Regions from separate parts of the Homo sapiens genome. Here region 1 is linked to region 2. A link is a loop called in an ENCODE intact Hi-C map of the cell type or tissue named here. Cell type or tissue: psoas muscle. All regions are shown on one strand. Links, peaks and the distances in the headings refer to the core of each region. The heading gives the core; the rest is flanking DNA. Region 1 holds the start of CEP85 (centrosomal protein 85). Region 2 overlaps CNKSR1 (connector enhancer of kinase suppressor of Ras 1).

Region 1 (2,900 bases), core at 119-2,618, 51 kb before region 2:
GCACCAGCTCCTTCTCGCTGAAGGAAGCTTCCTCACCTTCCGCCCTACTGACATTTTGGGGGATTTTTCTTTGTTGTTGGGGGCGTCCTACACACAGTAGGCTGTGTAACAGCATCCCTGGCTTCTTCGCACTAGATGCCAGTAGCAAGCCCTGGAGCTGTGACTATCAAAAGTGTTTCCAGACATCGACCAATGTCCCCAGGGAAGCAAAATCGCCCCGGCCGAGAAGTACCGGGGTAAGGCCCCGCCAAGTGCTTTCCGTCCCACAACCTTAATTCTCTACACAGCCTTCCAATCTCGGCTCAAACTTCTCCTCCTCGGGGAGGGCTCCCTGACCTCTCCGACTAGATCCGCGCCTTCTGTTTTGCGCTCTTTGTAAGATTTCTCCACTCTACCCTCACTGCGCGCCGAGGGATTACCCCGCTTAACGTCGACTCCCAGGGCTGTGCGCTCCGCAAGGGCAAGGAATGCGCCGCTCGCTGTGTCCCTGGCTATCGGCACAGGGCCTGGCACGCAGGTAAAGTGACTGCCGTGGGGTGAACCACGGACGGCAAAGCAAGGCAACGGGGGAAGCGAGGGGAATGGGACGCGAGAGGGCGTATGCCGGGGCACTGGCTTCGGAGCCGAGGCGCATGCGCTTCGCTCTCCCCGGCCCCTCACGGTGGCAGGTCGCGAGCGTCTGAGGCTTCGCCGGAGCTATGGGAGGAGAGGCAAGGTCGGCCACTAGGACTGAGGCTCCCGAAGGAGGAAAACTTACACGGGCCTGAAAGCGGGCGGCGAAATCCCTCACTCGGGAAGACTGACTGCAGCCACCACGTCTGCGGTGAGCGGTGGTTCCCTCCCTCAGCTCCTCTAACGGCCGTTGCACGCCCGCCAGGCCGCGCGCCACAGAACGCGCGTCGTTTGGCCCCACCCCGTTCTGCCGCCTCTGGCCAATCGGGAGTCGAGCCGCGCCGGCTTCCCGCCCCTTTCTATCCTCTTCTGACCAATCGGCAGCCGAGCCGCGTCGGTATCCCGCCCCCACACGCTACCCTCTGCTCAGAGAGCCGGACGGATCTTTCTGCGCATGACCACGTCGCCACTTGGCTCCTTCTCTGCCCCTTGCCGCGTTTTACCTGTAGGTGGAGCTCTGCTCACCTAGACCTGGAGGGGCCCTGCTGGGCCTGTGCAGGTTGGGAAGCTGGCGGCCCGCGGGCGGGGCTGGGGACACGAGAATCCCACTCAGCTTGCCTCACCCTCCTTCCATTCCAACGCCGGTCTATCAGTTCTCACACCTGAAGCAGGGGTTCAGGTTGTGACCAGGAGTTAGGGTGTGGCCTGGGTCACTGACTAGTCAGGGTCAAGGCTTGGTCTGGGTTGGACGCAGTGGTCAGCCTGTGACCAAGGTTCAGGTTGAAGGGTAAAGGATCAGTCCTGCCTCCCTCCCCAAACTTGGTCCACAGGAAAAGGAACTGTTAAGTCCATTTGCATTAATATGCGCTTGAAGAGTCAGACAGGAAAATTGTTTGAAAGGAGAACAGAACCATCAGCCAAAGGAATGAATCTCAGATAGTGAAATTCTGGGTATCTAGAAACCTGACTTGGCAGGGAGAGATACTAAAAAATTGTATAGGAGGCCGGGCGCGGTGGCTCATGCCTGTAATCCCAGCACTTTGGGAGACAGAGGAGGGCGGATCACGAGGTCAGGAGATCGAGACCATCCTGGCCAATATGGTGAAACCCCGTCTCTACTAAAAATACAAAAATTAGCTGGGTGTGGTGGCGCATACCTGTAATCCCAGCTACTCGGGAGGCTGAGGCAGCAGAATCGCCTGAACCAGGGAGCCGGAGGTTGCAGTGAGCCGAGATCGTGCCCCTGCACTCCAAAAAAAAGTTGTATGGAAAAAAAAAGTTGTATAATTTCTTAGCTTTAAGAGCCAGACAAAGTGAGTTCATTACTGAATAAAAGTCACTCTAGAGGAAAGACCCTAGGGATGTGCCCCAAGGTTGTATCCTTTGTCCTCTCTTTTAGTATTTTAAGATAAGAATATAGAAGACATAAAATAGCAGATTTAATGGATAATGAAAATGAACCTGGGTATGATATGAAATTAGGACCAGAAGCCTCTGTTAACGTAAAGGCTAAAAAAAAAAATGTTAAGACAGGGTGTCTAAATGAATAAATTTATGGACTGAAGGGTAGAAAGCTAGAAAGTGTTAGTCCTGGCCGGGCACGGTGGCTCACGCCTGTAATCCCAGCACTTTGGGAGGCCCAGGCAGGTGGATCACTTGAGGTCGGGAGTTTGAGACCAGCCTGTGGCCAACATGATAAAACCCTACTAAAAATACAAAATTAGCCAGGTGTGGTGGTGGGCACCTGTAATCCCAGCTACTGGGGAAGCTGGGGCAAGAGAATCACTTGAACTCAGGAGGAGAGGTTGCAGTGAGCCAAGATCACTGCACTCCAGCCTGGGCAACAGAGCGAGGTTCTGAAAGAAAGAAGGAAAGAAGGAAAGACGGAAGGAAAGAAGGAAAGAAAGAAAAAGAAAGAAAGAAAGAGAAAGAAGAGTCAGAAAACATTGAAAGGCTTCCATTTCTTTTGTGAAAGGCATATGTGAGGAGGGAGGGAACAGGGGCATCTAGAGGACTGAGAAGAATTAGGAAGATGTGAATTGCTGATACAGAGGATAGAAGAGAAATCCGACTGGAAACATAGTGGAAGTGTTGAGATTTAAATTTACAAATAGCAAACAGTACATTTGTACAGTTCTTTGTAATAGATATCTATAGTTTAAAAGTAATTCCATTATCTACTGTCAATTTTCTTTTTTGTTTTGTTTTGAGACAGAGTCTTGCTCTGTCACCCAGGCTGGAGTGCAGTGGCACGATCTCAGCTCACTGCAACCTCTGCCTCCCAGGTT
Region 2 (2,900 bases), core at 85-2,584:
CAGAGACAGTGATGGGCTCCTCTGGTGCGGGGAGTCCAGGACCTGAGGGGGCGTCTGGGGAACAACCAGGAACAAAGCAATGGAGACAGGGGTCTGAAAGCAGGTTGGGGGGCAACAGGGGTAGGGGAGCAGCAGGAGCAGGTACCTGTGGGGGGGTCTGAAGGGAGCTAGGGGGGCGCAGCAGGGGAAGGTGCCTGTTGGGGGGGGTCTGAAGGCAGGTGTGGGGGTGGTGGGGGCAGGTACCTGTGGAGGGGGGGGTCTGAAGGCAGGTCGGGGGGCGGCAGGGGAAGGTACCTGTGGGGGGGTCTCCGGTATCGGGATCTTCTTCAGCACTAAGCTGAGTCCGGCTGGCTCCCGCAGCAGTTCCCTCACCATGTTCTTACGGGGCCATCCCACCTGGGGGACAGAAACACTGGCTGGTATCAACCTGGGCAGGAGGCTCTAAAGCAACCACCAACTCTCACCCTCGTGCTGGGAGCTCTCTCTCAGCCTCCCACTTCTGCCTCCCACTCATGCAGCCTCCTGGGGGCTTCCATGGGCCCCATCACCTGGGCTCTGCAGAGGATGCTCTCACCAGACTTAGCTGGCTCATCTCCTGGAAGGCAGCTCCCACAACCCTGGTCAGAACCCTTGGTTGCCTCCCCACCCACCAGACTTGGGTTCCACTCGGTGACCCCTTCACCTCCTACCATGTCCCTCTCCTCACGCACCACCACCTGCTCGTTGATCTGGACAACCTCGTCTCCAGGCTGGATCTGCAGTCGGGAGTCAGTGGGAACCTGACGTGGGGAATGGGGCCTGAGGTTGGCCTGGCTTGCAGGTGAGAGGCCTCGGGGATGGGCGGCTGAGAAGGGTGTGGGGCTCTCACCTGGGTGTCCACTTGGGACACAAAGTGCTGGCAATTGCTGGTGGTGTGAATTTCTAGGCCCTGCAGAGGCAGAGGCTATAGTCACCGGGGGCTGGGGGGCAACAGGGCCAATAGGCAGGACCCCCGCCAGACACCAGGACTCTATGGTGGGTGGAACTGTGGCAAGAGCTGACCCCAAGCTGGTCCTGCCCAGACTTGCTGTATGACTTTGGACTTGCTACTCCTGTGGGCCTCTGCCTTCTCCTCTGCTAAGAGCCAGAGGGAAGCTGGAGACCCTGATTTCTGAGGTACCAGCTTCTCAGCAACATTCCTAAAGGGACAAGCAGGGACAGGGCAGGGATAGGGCTCTGGTCTTCCCCACTGGTCAAAGATTAAACCAAGAAAGGTCACATCCTCTCCCTTTCTCCTAACTGCCCCCAAGCCCCTGCCCCGTCTCCATCCCAAGGCTGGAACACACTACCTGAGGCCACACCCGCGTGGCCCCTCAGGACTGGGGAGGTGCAGAGCAACGGGAGACCCTGGCCAATCCTCTGGGCCTCCATTTTAGCATCTGTACAAAAAAGGCTTTCCAGCCATGGCAGCACAGGGTTCTGTGGGATCCTGGACCCTATTTCAGGGCCCAGACAAGGCTGCCAAGGGGTCAGAAGTGAGAGGTGGGAGGGCAGGGCTCACCAATGGACTGTCCAGCTGCACCTGCTCGAGCACGGCCTTCTGTTCCAGCAGCTCCTTGGGGCAGCAGACCAGGATGTTGTGGCAGATCCCAGCCACGTGGCTGCACTGGGGGAGGGGAGCGGGCTATGTAGCCTGAGCCCGATCGCCCCTACCCCCACTCTCTTCCCACCCCACAGACTCACGATCCTCAGGACTGTGCCCTCCTTCTCAGCCGCTGGACCATCCTGGAAGTAGAATGAGAGAGCAGGGGCCTCCCCTGAGCAAGGGCCATAAGGGGACTGCCTTCTCCTGGGGGCAGGGTGGGATTCCGTACAGTCCCTCCCTGCCTTCCCTACACTGGCCCCCTGCCCAGAACCACAGGGCCTCAGCGTTTTAACCAGAGGGCTCGTTTCCCTGATACCAGGCCCCCAGAAGTCACCACACGTGCCCTCCCCTCCTTCCCTGTCCTGAGTGTCAAAATTCCCCTGCCAGCTAGGGGACCCCAGGCCCCATTGTCCCATACCCAGTGGCAGGGCCTCCTCTCCTCCTTTCTCGCCCGTCTCAATCCTCATACTCGATCCTGGGCTGATTCACAGGTTATAAAAAGCTCTAGCCCAGCTTGGTCTCTAGGGCATGGGCCAAGCCTGGCCCTTGGTTCTCCTACCTCATGCAAGACCTGGCTCAGCTCCTCCAACAAGTCTCGGATCTCCTGGCATGCTGAGAAATCATTTAAGTGGGAGAAGAGGTACCTGGCAGGGGAAGAATAGCACAGTGGTTAAGGGACTATGCTTAACCACTCAGAGCCAATTACTCACCAATTACTCACCTCAGAGACTTGGGGATAATACCTGCTCTGATGGGTTTTGGTTTAGAGTAAAGGAGATGATTGAGACATCTAAAGAGATTAGCACAGGACTTATTTGTCATGTGCCTACCACATGCCAAGCCCTGTTCTAGGCACTGGGGAAACAGACAGTAAAGACATCATACATCAATATCAATTTAACTTTGGCTGTAATGAGTATCATGAAACATTGGATAATGAGTTTATAATAAGTTATTATTTATTATTTATTAATAGTATAGCTTGGAGAGTGTACAACAGGGAAGGCTTCCCCGAGATGACATTTGAGGTGGGGTCTGTAGGACAAGCAGCAGCCAGTGCACAGGGTTGGGGAGGCTCTCCATTCAGTGGTTGTTGATGAGATCGATTATTACAAGCTGGAGGGTGGGGTGGGAACTCTGGCATCCCAGTGCCCCTGCACAGGTGGATTAATCCCTCTGCCCTGCTCCACCATATCTTTTTTTTTTTTTTTTTTTTTTTTGAGAGGGAGTCTCACTCTGTCGCCCAGGCTGGAGTACAGTGGCATGATCTCGGCTC

The links. A loop is a pair of places that touch in the nucleus more often than their neighbours do. Peaks named below come from ENCODE experiments on the same cell type or tissue, not always from the same donor. Only the 100,000 strongest peaks of a DNase experiment are listed, where the experiment ranks them.
Region 1: it touches region 2 in a loop (2.9-fold over the local background); 28 of 110 quality-filtered maps call a loop at or near these places.

What each region holds. Positions count from the first base shown.
Region 1 is chr1:26,232,168-26,235,067 of GRCh38, reverse strand. It overlaps CEP85 (centrosomal protein 85), which reads right to left and starts at 868. Exons shown (of 14, transcript NM_001319944.2): 1 at 758-868. RefSeq lists enhancers at 1-49, 140-199, 520-669. In psoas muscle, for the core only: a CTCF peak has its summit at 1,127 (motif pointing right); DNase peaks (open chromatin) are centred at 637 and 987; H3K4me3 peaks cover 1,498 bases; H3K27ac peaks cover 1,551 bases.
Region 2 is chr1:26,181,225-26,184,124 of GRCh38, reverse strand. It overlaps CNKSR1 (connector enhancer of kinase suppressor of Ras 1), which reads right to left. Exons shown (of 21, transcript NM_006314.3): 4 at 2,184-2,268; 5 at 1,723-1,764; 6 at 1,541-1,645; 7 at 869-928; 8 at 711-779; 9 at 295-396; 10 at 1-54. Among named protein-coding and RNA genes, the nearest start is that of CNKSR1, 5.2 kb to the right of the region's middle. RefSeq lists an enhancer at 1,554-2,055. In psoas muscle, for the core only: no CTCF peak of the experiment used is centred there; DNase peaks (open chromatin) are centred at 1,624 and 2,154; H3K4me3 peaks cover 2,022 bases; H3K27ac peaks cover 2,318 bases.